Linked DNA regions of Homo sapiens: regions 1 and 3 are each linked to region 2. Evidence: chromatin loops called from intact Hi-C (ENCODE). Cell type or tissue: endothelial cell of umbilical vein. All regions are shown on one strand.

Region 1 (5,000 bases), 500 kb before region 2:
TTGGAACCCAGAAGAGAGAGAGAGAGAAATTAGGGACAGATGTTTTAGCGGTTTCAAAAGATTTTTGAAAATTGAAACCATGGGACTGGATCAGATTGCTTGCAGAAAATGTGAAGAGTAAGGAAAGAAGAGAGGTCAGGACCAAATTGTGAGGAATACTAACCTTTAACGGATAAAGAGGAGACTAAAAAGAGAGCCATAAACAAGACTGTGAATGACTTGAGAGATAGAAACAAACCAAGTAGGATGCCTCAGATACCAGAGGAAGGGTGTTACAGGAAAGCATCAAAAGCTGCAGGAGGCATTAATATGAGGTGACTGCCTCTAGTGATCTTGTAAGAGCAAATGTAATGACATTAATGCAGAAGCCAGAATGCAATTTCCAAAACATGTGTGTCTTGTCTCATTCTGTTTCCCCTTTCTGTAACTCTTTTGACACTTTAACATTTTACTTCACTCAGTCCTTTTGGTCCTTCAAGGTAATTAGACCACATTGCTCCCTTATTGTTTTGTGCTTATCTTCATTGTATCCCCGTATTGTAGGTTTGTTGAAATAATAATTTGTTAGTTTTCCCAATAGGCAGTGGGCCTCAGAAGACAAAAAATATTCATGATTATATCCCCAAGTCTTAGCATAGGACTTGCCATAGATGTGAGCTATTTAGTAAATGTTTATTGAATTAATCCAAAAGGAGGCAACTATTCCTGAAGGTCTATAATTCAATGTGAAGTGGTAGTTCAGAAAGAAATCGCTCTAACATAAAAAAACAAGTAAAAACAAATTTTATTATAACTACACCCATTTAACTATATCTACCAACTAACTCTTCTACATTTAGTTCTTGTATTTGCTTTCCAGCTCTTTGAGTTTATTTGTAATAAGAGAGCTATTTCATTAAATCTGTATATTCAGAATTATAAGTGAAAAAGGCTCGCAATTTCAAATTTACTCACTATTTATTTCCTGGGTATCTGTTAGTACAGGGTAAGTTTTGTTGAGATGTAATATTGTTTTATTGCACTTAAAGAGATCTACTAAATGCTTATCTTTCAAAAGTTGTAATAATTAGATTTTTTCAATTTTCATGCATCATAGACAAAAGTATGATGTCATATTTATCAAAAAAGGCAATGAAATGTCATTGAGATATTTATAGGGCAATCAGTTACCTGTCAACAAAGTATAATTCAAATCTCATTTTGACTTTTGTCTGTGAAACTATTATGACTAAATAGAGAATTAAATATATTTTGTCTATGTGCTTTTTTGTAAGTTAAATCAAAGGTAGAAGGAAAAGAGCAAGAAGAAAAAAGTCTTACAATTTAAGTCCGAATCCTATTCACCTCCAATAAAAGTAATTTTTCAACCACATTAGAAGAATAAAAAGATGTATTTTTAAAAATTTAAATACAAGGATATTAGCAAAAGTCATCTAACTTTAAAATAATAATTTAGATGCCAATCACATGGATGTAAACTAATAAAGTAAATAAACAAATTACTGAGAAGTGGAGATTCTTCCATCCAATCCTCTTTCCTCCTTTCTTCTTTCCTTCCACAGGATTTACTGTATGAAGAAGTGAAATAAAATAGCTGAGTTAGTTTTGGGCAATGTTTCCACTCTTCCGGGAAGAATGAAGTACATATGCAAGTATGAACTACAAAATATTTATTGTGTAATTCACATAAGTTATATGTACCTTAAGGACAGTTTTTTTTGCTGATTTTTTGCACGAGGGAGCCCCACATTCTCATCCTGTGCCCGGCCCCACAAACTATGACCTACAGGAAGAGTATGGTGTCCTGAAAGTGAAGAAAGTGCTTTCCAGATGGGGGAAAAGGTCTGTCAACTGTGTCAAATGCTGGTGAGACTTGAGAGAGATGAAGACTCAAAATTTATCATTGTTTTTGGCATGGAGACTATCTAATTAAGCTAATTCTATCAGCTTAGATGGTAAAGTATATGTGCATAATAGTTTAACTCTCATAAAAATAAGGGAGGAGGTATTATACATTCACTTTTACCTGTGACATTTTCATTTAAAGATACCGGTTTTATTTATTCTAACTATATCTGATGTACAAATAAATTAACTTTTGTTTAATGACAAAATAGAATCACCCTAGAACTGAAATAATTTAATAACTATAATTATACTTTGTTTATGTATTCTGTTGTGGCAGGTAAACATACTATTTTATTTTTCTTTCTCTTTTTCTTCTTTTCTTTCTGTTTTTATTTTTCTCCTTTACTTTGAAGATGCCTACACTAAAAGGATTGAATTATTAGATCAAATCTGGCACTAAAAATAATAGTTCATCAAAGAAAATCTATATTTTCCTACTTTGTTTGCAACATGAAGAGAGAGAGATGAAGTACAATGATTTGCCCACCTCCATGTTATTATTTACATAAAAATAAAAATTTCTAGTTTAATCATATAGTAGCTCAAGTCAGCCACTAGATGGCAGATGTTACCATATTCAAGAAACCCTTTCCTTACAGAAAACTGTTTATAAGCTCGTTTAGAATAACAAGTTGAGGAGAAAAAAAAATTTGATTGATTCATCCTCTCCATCCTTCCTGCTCTTGAAGAATTCATTTTGGGGCCTGATTTCTATGACAGTTTTCCTTGCTTAGAGATGGAAGGATTAAACCTTTCCCCTATATATAAGATGGATGATTCTGAAAGTAATTCTGGAGTCTTACCAACTCCATAAAATATAAAGTAGAATCACAAAACTGGATAATAAATTGCATTTAAATGACTATGAAGATGAATGGCAATGTTGCACTGGAACGTTTTCAACCAAGACCAAATGGATAACCCCACTGATGCTTCTTATATCTTACAAGGAAGGAAATGACATACAGATCAAAAAGCAAAACTAGGTATTTACTTCTGTGTTGTACTAGTTACATTACATTTTAAAAATGTTGACATATTGTTTGTTCATTTGATCACAATGTTGGTTACTTATTCCTTCCTTATATGGCAATATGTAAGCAACATCAGCTTGTAAAATGGGAATCTTTTTAAGCTTATAAATACCCTAAAGCATAAAAAACATTGATCTTTCTCCTTTTTTTTAGAGACAGGGTCTCACTCTGTCACCCAGGCTGCAATGCAGTGGCAAAAGCACAACTCACTGCAGGCTCCAACTCTTGAGTTCAAGCAATCTTCCCTCCTCAGCCTACCAACTATCTGGGATTACAAACATGCTGATCTTTCCTAATAATAATTAAGGGCATTCTTGCTGTTTGATAATTTTGTGAATTTTTTTATTAAAGTAGCTGTTGATATCTTGCAATATTTCATACCCGATAACTTTTTGTGGGGGAAGATGGGTAAAAATTAAAAGAATGGGAATTGATTAGCATGAAGAAATTTTGGAACTTAAAGAATCAGGGTCAGAAAATAAACCAAATTTCCTCCCCGAACTCTCCATCACTCCTGAGACACATGCCACGACAGGCTCTCTCCTTGGTTTTCCTTTCATCTCTCTACCTGCTCCTTCTCAGTCTGTTCCTTGAGGTCCTCTTCTGCCTGTTTCTTAAATTCTTTTGCTCTCAGCTCTTTTGCTTCTCACACTTTACTATTGCTGTATGCACTCTTGAAGGATAATTTAATTCTTTCATCTACAGTGAATACACTGGTCTCTCTTCAAATCCTAGGAGTTCATATGGCTATAGCTGGGCTCTGGCATTAGACTGCCTGGGTTTGAATGCTAGTTCCACCATTTAATCATAGGTGATCTTGATAAATTACTTAACTTCATTGTCTTAGTTTACTGTCCTGTAATTTGAGAATGTTAATAGTCCTGCTATCTTGTTAGGTTAGACTAAAGCAATTTTCATAATGCATTTACCACAGTATCTGGCAAAAAGTGAAAACCTAATACATGATTCCATGTAGGGCTCTTTCTTAGAAAATAGAGCCAGGCCTACTGGATGTCTCCACTCAGATGTCTTATAAAAACCTGAAGATGATATATCCAAATCTTTTGAATCAATACCTTACTTACCTATCCCCAAATCAGTTCTCTTTCCTAAATTCCCTGTTCAAGTTAGTGGCAACAATAGTAGGTAATTTTGTCTCTCTAATCTCTCATATTTATTTAGTCCCTACATCCTGTTGACTCTACCTGGTAAGTATCACCTAGGCTTATCTTCTTCAGTTAATTCCTATTCCTTAAGATTGTTTAAATCCATTCATTAAATGAGTGAATGTATTGTCAACTGTAATGGGATCTGTAGACATGCTAGTGAAAAAGGCAGTGAGGCCCTGTTCTCCCTGGATTTATAGACTACTGAAAAGAAGGCTGACATAAAACAGAGAAATTACAAATAACTCTTACCTTAATTTGTCTCCTCAGCAATTCCTCACCTAGATTGTTAACATTATTTTTCATTCTCTCTTCTTTCTACCATATCTGTCAAAAATTGCCAGAATTTTCTCCTTAAAACCAAATCTAAATCTTAAAATACTATCCAAAATACTCAACAGCCCAGTTTTAAAATTATAGACATGATCAAATCATATCCATTTAAGTTATTAAGTTATTCAAAGATAGCCTAGTATTAGGAAATCCATTATTATAAGTCATTAAATTACCAAGCTAAAGAGAAAAATTATTTGATTATCTTCATTAATGCAGTGGATGCATTAGACAAAATGTAACACCCATTCATGTTAAAAATAATCAGTAAATTTTCTTAGCATATTAAAATATATTTACATCATCCCAAAAGCTTTGGAAACTTTAATGTTTAATATTTAACATTATAATATTTATTCTTGAAAGGCAGGAACAAAGCAAAGATACCTACTATATCCACAACATTTAGCATATTGCAGACACTAACTGTATTAGTATACAAGGGCTGCCATAACAAAATACCTTAAACTGGGTGCTTAAACAATCGAATTTATTTTCTCACATTTCAGGATACTGGAAGATCAAGGTGCCAGCAGGGTGGGTGCCTGGCAAAGGCTCT
Region 2 (5,000 bases):
CATTTCAGGGCTTGTAAAAAAGGAGATGGTAGGAATTTGGTTTTGCTACCTTGAAATGCCCACAAACTTTTGCCTATAAAAGAATCTGAAGGGCCAAAGAGCAAATGGAAATTGAGAGAATACTTCTGGAAAGCTGCAGATATGATATTTGTCCCATTTTCTTCCAAAGGTTTGGTATTATCAAAATATAATTGCAATACTTAAAAACAAGATATTCTTTAAGTAGAGAATATACATGTGATACAGTTTAATTCATTAAGGACGGAATTATTAGAATGGTAAAGCTGGTTCAAAGAAAATTTGGTAGCTGACTGTATATAGGAATTGAGATAAAATATTAGTATGAGATTTCTAGGTTAGATACAAAACTGGTTAAAGTTGTATAGTGCAATAAAACCATTAGCTTTGAAATTATTTTATTTAAAGGAAAGACATTATTTACATATCCAGATACAAATGATATGAAAAATGCAGGTGAAAAAATCTTCAAATAAACATACAACATTACACAGAGACTTTATCAATAGTTAATGATAAGAAAAGCAACACTTTTTTTTAGAAAATCATGTAATGCTCAGATTATCTTAAACAGTATTCTAGTATGGCATTGAAAAGACATGCTGTTTTTGGCTTTACCTTATTTCTAAGTTTTGGATAATGCTTGTTTACAGTCCCTGACCCTTATTTCAAGCTTAGTAAAATGAGTCATGTAAATCTGTGCTCTTAATTTCTGCATTGCCGGTAATTTTTATCTCTTTAAATTGAATATCTCCAGTTCAGAAAACTTGTATTCAAACCTTGTCTCCACTGTGGCACAAAGAAGCATGAGTTTGGAAAAACCCTCAGGAATACTGTGCTCTTGATATAGTTGTGGTAAACTGTGTGCGGCATTGCTGGTGTGCCAGTTAAACGCATTTTACTTCAGTGGAGAGAATATCATCTCTCTAGAGCTGTAATTGTTTTGACATGTTTCATTTCATTTTGTCACTAATCATCATTCTGAAAGACAAGCACTTCATACTTTTTATTTTACTATGTGACTTAGCATAGGCTTAGTTTTTGTCTCTGCTTTGCCTTTTCATAACTGTGCATAAGCTATTTTTCTAAATATAAGATAATGTTCTTTTAATGCTTTCAAAAAGTGCAAGAATACTTTATACATTATTTTTATGAGTTTAATTTTACTATTGTGTAAGTAAATGCATTGTAAGAATCATTTTTTGGAGTAAAAGTCCTTTGTAGAAGTGAGGAGAAGTTATTTGCAAAATAATCTTTACTGGGACATAATTGACATGTGTTTACTGTTCTCTCTGGACTGTTTCTTCCTCTAGTGGCCCATGTCTTTCTCTTTCCTTGCATTCAGATACTTCCCTGGCCATCTACCCTAAAACAGAACTCAATTAGTTTCTATTTCTTTATTTGGCTTTAGTTTTCTTCATAGCAGCTGACATGCATTTATACTTGTTTATTGCCTTTCTGCTCCTGTTAAAATATATTTGAAAATAGGAGGGGCTTTGACGATTTCTTCACTCCAGTATTTTTGGGATCTAGGAAATGGACTTTCAATAAATATTTGTGGAATAAATAAATAAATGAATAGATCAGTAAATGGACGAAAGCTGAAAATATCTTTGGTAATTTGAAGAGCGCGCCTGTATGGGAAATAGTCTGTGCAAGAAAACCAGTAGTATCGCACATCCACCTGAAACTAGTTCTTGTATTAAAGTTAAAGGAAGGACGTGGTAAAGTTATACCATGAACACGTTAATAGCAACCATCATAGCCACACCAGCACCACTGTTTCTTACTGTTTATTAAGCACTCAATATGGGCCTGGCTTAGAGCTAAATACTTAATATTTATTGTTTCATTTACTCTTCCATACTACATTACGTATGGACTAACTGTACTGTTATCTCATTTAAGCAGTTAGACTGAGCATTGTTACTTGCTCATGGTCACACAGCAGGTAAGTTGTGGCAGTACTGGCACTCAATCTTGAATCTGCCTGACTCCAAAATCCAGACTTATAACCAGAAGACTACCATTGTCTTCTCTTATCCATAGTGGTTGTAATCTTATATAATTGAATATGCCAAGTGAAATCATTATTTTTTTTTAAATGGGTATTGGCAGGCATAGTAATGTCAAAAGTAATGGTGTAAAGATTAGTACATTAACTGTAATAGTTAGGATTGTTAGTCTGGTACCGAGACAGATGCAATGTGGTTAAGCATAGAAGCCTATACAGTGCAGTACCAACCACACATCCTACTTGCAGTATTTAAAAAGGGAGATAAAAAACAGCATATTTAGGAAGCCAAAGATAAATTCACTACAGGTGCAGCTTTGTTCGGAAGAGTTGAGTTGAGAATTGTGGGTTAACTGTGTGTGTGTGTGTGTGTGTGTGTGTGTGTGTGTGTGTGCATATATTTGCTTTTGCTTTTTGTTTTATACCCATTAGACTCCACGGGTCATGTATTCGGTACAAAGAAAAGAGAGTTCTGGACTTTTGAAGAGACCTGGAATCTCTATTGACTTTGCCTATGGTAGCCATTGATAAATCATTTAAACATAGCATAAATGTGGGAGTTCTGAGACTAAACTCCTTGAATTAATTTGTAGGTCTGCCATTTGCTAGCTTTGTAATTTTGGATTAAGATAGTCAAATTTTTTGTGCCTTAATTTTTTTAGATTTAAGCTGGCTTGCTATGAGGAAGAATCAAATATGACATATAAGTCTCTCACTTGTGCTTGGAATATGACACATGCTCAGGTTTAGCACATACATAATCTCCAAGATCCTCTCTGGCGGAAAGCTTCCAGAGCCTGTTGAGTTTTTCCGCCCTTTTCCTTCCTGTGATCACCATTCTCTCTCATTTCGCAGGCTCCTTTTCGCCCTCTGCCGGCGGACAGTGGCAGAACCCAGCTTTCTGGTTGCTATGGGTACCGAGGTAACGCGGTAACCAAGGAGACCAAGACGGAAACTCCCGGCAGCTATCCGCGGCCATCCGGCGGTGGTGACGCGAGAGGCTGGGGTCTCCAGGTGGGTTGTCTGTCTGCGGGTGGATGAGAGGGGAGGATGGTCTCTGAGTCCGCCTAGCGGGCAGCAAGCCCGGGCTAGTTGGTGCGGGGAGCAGAGCGGGCAGCGCGGCTGGGAAGCAGACTCAGCTCGGGTGGAGCTGGAGGCACCGGCCCAGCAAGTGTTTGCTGAGCCCCTGCCATAGGCTGACATAGTGCCAGGCCTGCAGGCAGCAGGACGGGGCCCTGGCCTCAGGAGTTGAAAGCCTTTGGTATACACCAAAGACTTCCCAGCCCAAAATGCTAATGGATAAATGAATCAAGAGTGAACCCCAGACAGTGAAATTGGGGACTTCATCAGTTGTACCCCTTCTGCAGCCCGACCCTTTCAAATACTAGCCCCTTTTATCCTTTGAAGTCATTTGCACCTTATGAAAAATTTGGCACCCTGAGAAACCATATTTCATCCCCTTTTGTAGCCTTTAGTCTGCCTGCGCGTTCACATGCACCCACTTACTTCTTGAAGTCTACTCCTCACAAGTAAGGGCTATGGTGCGGGGTGCCCGATTCCTGAGAAATCTGAAGATGTGGAAGTTTATTTTTTCTTCCCAAAATCAGCAGTAGAGGGACTCAGGTATGTAAGGTTCAGTTATATATATTTTATAGCTTGACTTAAAATCTAAAGTTAACAAGGCTCATTAAAAAATATAGTAAAGTTGAAACTACACAGGATTAAAATTATACAAACTGTATGCTTATGCAAATGTAATGACTCCCTCTGCCTTTCTCCAATTTAGCTTATCTTATAGTCTACACAGAGGGCTGCCCTGACCTGTCATAATTTTACCAATTGTATTACAAATGAATTGTTTGAAAGTAGTTCCTTTATGTCTTTCAAGACACTTAATAATTCTTGCAATTATTTTATTCGCTTTTTAATTTTTACCTACTTCCTTCACCAGAGTGTAAGTTCAGTGAAGACTGGTATTATACCTGTCTGGTTGACCTTGATCCTCAGTGCTTAACCTGACACCTGGCAGGGAGAGAGTGTTCAATGTATATTTGTTGATTGCTCATCAAGATCGTTAGGAAACATGGAAAAAAGAAAACAAAAAGTTTAGTTGAAGTGGGAAAGAGGGCGTGTTTAATTTTTTCCGTAGGGTAGGTTGTGCAAAAAACTAAAAGCAGTAGAAAAAAAATTACATACTTAGCACATTATTATTGGCACTACATTATGTATAGGGACTGTATTGATTGCTGGGGTTTCAAAGGTCAATGGTAGGACCACTCTCAAATATTTGGGCTACTTAGGGAAACAAAATCTATATAAACAAAGATGCAAAAAATAACACAAGGTAACATACAATAGCAAATGAGTTTAATAAACATGGTCTTTCTATACAAGGAGAAGCTCGGTTTCGATGGAGGGAATCTTCATGATACAGGCAGCCTTCGAATTGAGCATTGAGTAGAATAAAACTTGGTGAGCAGAGAGGTAAACACTAAAGCTCATTATGTAAAAAAGATGAAAGCAGAGATGCTAAGGGTAAAGCACAATCTTGATGCTCCATTTTCTTCTCTAGGTAGTTTCTAAGGCTGTGCCTTCTCTAGGTAGTTTCTAAGGCTGCCCCTTTCCCTGAACCGTGAGCTCTCTGGAGGTCTTATAGAAGCCCACAGCTTGACAAGTCAAGTCACAAATCAGACACCTTTTGTTTAATATCCTGCAAATTAGAGGGGGAGAGGATCCTTACCATTTTCTACATGGATAAGCTGAAGCTCAGAGATTTCTATCACACAAAGATCTTATGACTTTAAATCCAGTGAATTTAGTCTACCTAGGTTTTCTGACCTTAAATTCAGTGCCTTTTAATATTGTTTATTATTTTTAATCAAAAGTATTTTAAAATGGTATCTTGTCCCTTGATATCTAAAGGCAAAGTTTCTCAGTTGTTCTCAAGAGAACCTGCCTATAGAGCATA
Region 3 (5,000 bases), 360 kb before region 2:
AGAAATCCTAATACTCAATTTTTCTTGTATTTGTATTATACCCATATTTTTTAATGCAGTCTATATGGAGAGATTACTGAATATTTTTAGATTTAAAGCAGATTTATTATAGAACCATCAAGTTTTACGAAAAGTGTTTGTAATGCAAAGTATAGGAAAAATATTAGATGCAATATTAGCTAGATGGCCTTTTAACTGGAGATACCATCAGTTTCTGAGGAATGCCTTTGCTCAGGGACTTAAAATTTGGAAATCACTGAAGTGAACACTTGGTATGGGAAGGTTAGAGTTGCTAAACTTCTACACACACACACACACACACACACACACACACACACACACAAAACGGCACAAAATTGATAACAATGAGAAGAAATAAAATTTAAAATAAACATGGTTTTAGTCATCAGACTATGGCTGAAACTACTGACAGTTATCCAAAAGTCATTCTCAAACCTTTGTTCCCCTGCTCCATCTACCACAGAAGCCAAAAGTCTTTGATATCTCCACTTCCATTAAAGCTAGGGCAGCCATATGACATGAGCCAGTTAGTGCACAGTGGACATCTGCCGGGGATCTTTGGGAAAGCTTTTATTTCCTGATTAAAAGAGAAAGACTCAACAGGAACAACTGTTTCTCATTCTTCCTTCTTTGAATGACAGTGTGATATCTGGATCAACAGAGGCATCTGTCTTACAGCAAGCACAAGAGAAATCACAAGGACAAAATTCTGACAACATCGAGCCTGTAAACAAAAAGCAAACAACTACTCTCCTCAGACTTCTTGTTCTGGAAAAATAAATCCCTATTGTTTTATCTCATTGTGCATAAAACTTGTAGCTGAAAGCGTTTCTAGTTGATCTGTACTTTACAATTATTTTTTAAATTGTTAATCACTTTTGGGCCATGCAATGTGAGGAAAAATTTGCTTTTAAGATAATCCTGGATAAGATTTCTTTCTCTCCTTTTCAAAATGTTCAATTTTATATTACTAATTATTAATTAAATCTGCTATTATATTAACAAATAGCTATTATTTACACCTTTAAAGTTATTGGCATTTTAAATTTTTTTCCTTATTTATTTTTTAAATTTTAAGGCTTTTTCTTCTTATCTAGATAACTAGTTATTTGCATTTTTAAAAGAACATATCAGAAACTCTGAAATACAAAAACAAACTTTGTTGCCTTAGATTTAGTTAATATACCTTGTGCACAAAATCTCATAATATAATTTTTTTAAAAGTTTCGTAATTTACCAAAGCCAAAAATTATTCTATGACATTACTGGTATTATATAATTTCATCTGGTATTGTATGTCAAAGGACATAAGATATAAGATACTATTTAACCTGCCACAGACATTGAATAAGGGATTTAACATCTGTAAGCAATTTAGGAGACTAGGTACAGGTTTCTTAACTGGAAGGTTGAATATATCTCAAAAACACTAATTGCTTCAATGATTCTAAATTGCTTCGTGAAGTACACAACAATTAAATGCTCCAATAACTGATTTAATTCAAGTAAAGGCAAAAATTATACACCACAATATGGTATCTCTAGCATACTACTAACGGGTATAAAAACAATAAAATTAGCTAGCTCTTCAAGTTAGAGCTGGTTAAAAGACCTCAAAGCAACAAAATCTAGGTTATCAAGAAAATGACAGAAGCAATCCAATGTGGGTAAAATATCAGAAATGTTTTAGTGGGCTCTTTGGGGTCTGTTCAAGAAAAGCCAAGATGCTAGGAGTGGACTACAAGTTGATAGGTACTCATTGAATTGCCTGGCTGTGCTATAGAAATCACTGTGTGACATTTGAGCTACTCTTACTGGGAATCCTGGTGTGAGATATACCTGGGAAAAACAATACAGTTTAACAAAATAAGGTTATTAAATGAAAAACATTTCATCTGTTTTCCTTCCCACATTAAGAGCTGTGAGGAGCTCAGAAGTCTCCTTTCCCAGGCAGAACCAGAAGGGGGCCTCAAAGCAGTGGCTGAAACTGAAGGTACCCTGTAAGCTTCCACCACCAAGCTATACACAGAAGACCAACACTGAGCACTGTCAATGCCAAGTCTCAAAACTCATTCGTTCTTCATGATGGCTCAGAGATGACAAATACCTGTATAATTCAGGTACAATGTAAGCTTTACTAAGGTCTCTCAATGCAGCCTTTTCACTGAAAATGGAACATTTACAGCCAGTTAAACTTTAGTTAAGGCCTCATATTACATTCATCTATTTATTTTTCTCTATTTGTTAAGAAAAAAGTAATGGAAATCGTGTAGGGGAGGGGAGGTATTACATAAAAGCACATCTTTAAATCAGCAGAGTTCTAGAGGCAAGGAGAGAAAAGGACCACATAAACCCCAAATAGCATCTAATGAATAAATTCATGTCTGAAGCATGCGCCCATGCACGCACACACACACGCACACAAGCGCGCGCGCAAGTTTGCAGTTAATAACAAAATTTGTTCTACTCATTTAGAAATCCAACAAGATAGCAATATTTATATTTAGCTGTAATATAAGCAACCGTTGTTGGCAGAGGGCTGAATTTGGTACTAACACAGATGTCTAAGAAAAAGTCATTTTTCTAGTTGTATTTGTTTGCAAAATGATGTTTCATTATAGATTACCAAATAGTTATCCAAATTGTTACTACTTACCAAGTATGAACTATGTAAAAGGATTCTCAAAATGAATACAAACGTCAATGAAACTCAGAGTTAGCTCTAAAGATACTAAGTATCTGGTGAGAAAGATAGTATGAACTAAGTTTACTCTACACAAGGCACAGTGCTAATCATTAAGAATAATATCAGCAAGGCATGGTGGTTCACACCTGTAATCCCAATTCTTTGGGAGACCAAGGTGAGAGAATTGTTTGAGGTCAGGAGTTTGGACCAACCTGGGCAACACAGTGAGACCCTTATCTCTATAAAAAGTTAAAATTAGCTGAGCATGGTGGTTCTTGCCTGTAGTCTTAGCTACTGGGGAGTCTGCGGTGTGAGGAGTGCTTGAGCCCAGGAGTTCAAGGTTACAGTGAACTATGATCAGGTCACTGCATTCCAGCCTGGGCGACAGAGTCAGACCCTGTCTCAGAAAAAAAAAAAGGCGGCAAAAAAAAAAAGAAAAAGGCAGGTTAATTATCAGTTCTAAGCAAGCCAATTTATATAAATCAACATGAAGGTAAAAGTAAACAGAAGATAGTTAAATATGTGCTACAATTAATTTTACTACTAAAAAACTATATACAATTAACTAGAATTGTATAGGTCTTATCATAATGAAGTAAAAATTACATTAGATTCTTAATTCTAACACCAATCAGATTAATTTGTTTCTAGGTCAAATGCAAAAAACAACTAATGACCAACTCCACACATGCTTAAACAAAATCAGTCTATTTTTTTTTTGGAAGAAATAATTAGAAAAACAGAAGAGCAAATTCAGTTTTTATAGAATGAAATATGGTTTCTACAGATAAGCTTCAACAAAGGTATAACTCCAGGGCCTTGAGGTTAAATGGTGGTTGAGCCCTGGGTTTTTCTGTCTGTGAAATTAAGACCTTAAGTGCCACCAGTTGCAGACTCCTTTACCCTCGCCTATATATCCTATCTCTGAGATGAATTTAGAAATGCTGGCACTCAAATCTGTAATGTATTTGCAGCGCACACAGTGTGAATCCAATTGTGCTCAATCAACACTTTTGCAAAGGCAAACTAGCATAAAGACATTCTCAGAAGGACTAATGTGTAAGCAATCATTCTGTGAGGTCAGCTGACTCTGTCTATCAAAGCGCAAACTGTCTCAATGTGTGCATTACAGAAGTATTGTCCAATGTCCAATGGTTCTAATTCAGTAACTGGTTACTCAATTTCTTTATGCTGAATATGACATAAAGTGCTCAGGACTAACAGGAGATAGAAAAGAAGTACATGGTCTCTAAGAGTTAATAACGTAGTTACTTAAAACACACCTTCCAAATTTTAAAGACTAAATTCTTACAGGTTTAAGATTTAAAAAAAAAAAAAAAAAAGAAACAACAAAAAAATCTCTCCCTTATTTGTGTACGTTAATTCTGATCCCAAAAGCAGTGTTTAACCTTTGGAATTTGCTTAATTAAATAAATGGGCTCTTGCTCATCTTAGTGTCTGGTTCAAGTACCTTTATTATTTTAAAGGGGCAAAACATCAGTTTAGGTATTTACTTTTTGATATTTTGTCCAAATAATGTTTCACTTAGAAGTTAGTGTATACAGGTAGGATTTTTATGGTTAATAATCCATGAATATTCAAAATCTAATGAATACCAGTTTGATTCCAGTTAAAATGGCAATTGACTGGAATCAGACTGGTATTCATTAGATTTTGAATATTTATGGGTTATAAAAGCATAAAAAAGGAAGGTTAATCATCCAAAATTTATTCCAGTAAAAATTGCCATTTTAACTGGAATCAGACTGGTATTCATTGGATTTTGAATATTCAATTTTACTTAGAAAAGTAATGTATCCCAGTATGAATACAGGCCTCTACAAATTAATGACTGGGGGAGAAAAGGTCATGGAATCATGGATTATAGGAATTTAACAAAAAATATAAAATCTTTTTTCTCTTTTGCTAAAGGTGTGTTTCTCAAGTAGTTTTCTTTATATCTATTCCCCTGTATCCTTCTTTACCAAAACCATTTGATCTTGAACCTTTAAGTCTTGCTCTTTTGTGCTGCATGCATCAGTGAATCTTCCTGTTAAAAAGAAATCCATGCTAACTTATTTTTACTCAAAAGGCTTAGAATCAGAACTCTAAAGAAAAGACCAAAGGATATGGTAATTTGAAATTAACCAAGGTTTTTGGCTAAAGAACAATCATCCCCAGAGCAATTTCCATTCAAGAGAGACATTCTGCACTCTGTTGCTTTTCCTTTCTCATCATACATATTCACTGATAGCCATACACAAATAGTAAAATTAAAGAGCAAAATAAGTAA

The links. Hi-C counts contacts between places; a loop is a spot of excess contacts. Peaks named below come from ENCODE experiments on the same cell type or tissue, not always from the same donor. Only the 100,000 strongest peaks of a DNase experiment are listed, where the experiment ranks them.
Region 1: a loop joins it to region 2, with 20 times the contacts of the local background. A loop is called at or near these places in 40 of 110 quality-filtered maps.
Region 3: it touches region 2 in a loop (26-fold over the local background); 18 of 110 quality-filtered maps call a loop at or near these places.

The regions. Positions count from the first base shown.
Region 1 is chr3:167,879,756-167,884,755 of GRCh38, reverse strand. No RefSeq gene overlaps it. Among named protein-coding and RNA genes, the nearest start is that of SERPINI1, 150 kb to the right of the region's middle. In endothelial cell of umbilical vein, a CTCF peak has its summit at 2,472 (motif pointing right); a DNase peak (open chromatin) is centred at 2,575.
Region 2 is chr3:167,378,293-167,383,292 of GRCh38, reverse strand. ZBBX (zinc finger B-box domain containing) reads left to right here and starts at 2,996. Exons shown (of 22, transcript NM_001199201.2): 1 at 2,996-3,046; 2 at 3,501-3,655. In endothelial cell of umbilical vein, a CTCF peak has its summit at 2,905 (motif pointing left); a DNase peak (open chromatin) is centred at 2,912; H3K4me3 peaks cover 422 bases.
Region 3 is chr3:167,738,162-167,743,161 of GRCh38, reverse strand. All of the region lies in intron 1 of SERPINI1 (serpin family I member 1), which reads right to left. Among named protein-coding and RNA genes, the nearest start is that of SERPINI1, 4.9 kb to the right of the region's middle. In endothelial cell of umbilical vein, a CTCF peak has its summit at 1,964; a DNase peak (open chromatin) is centred at 1,991.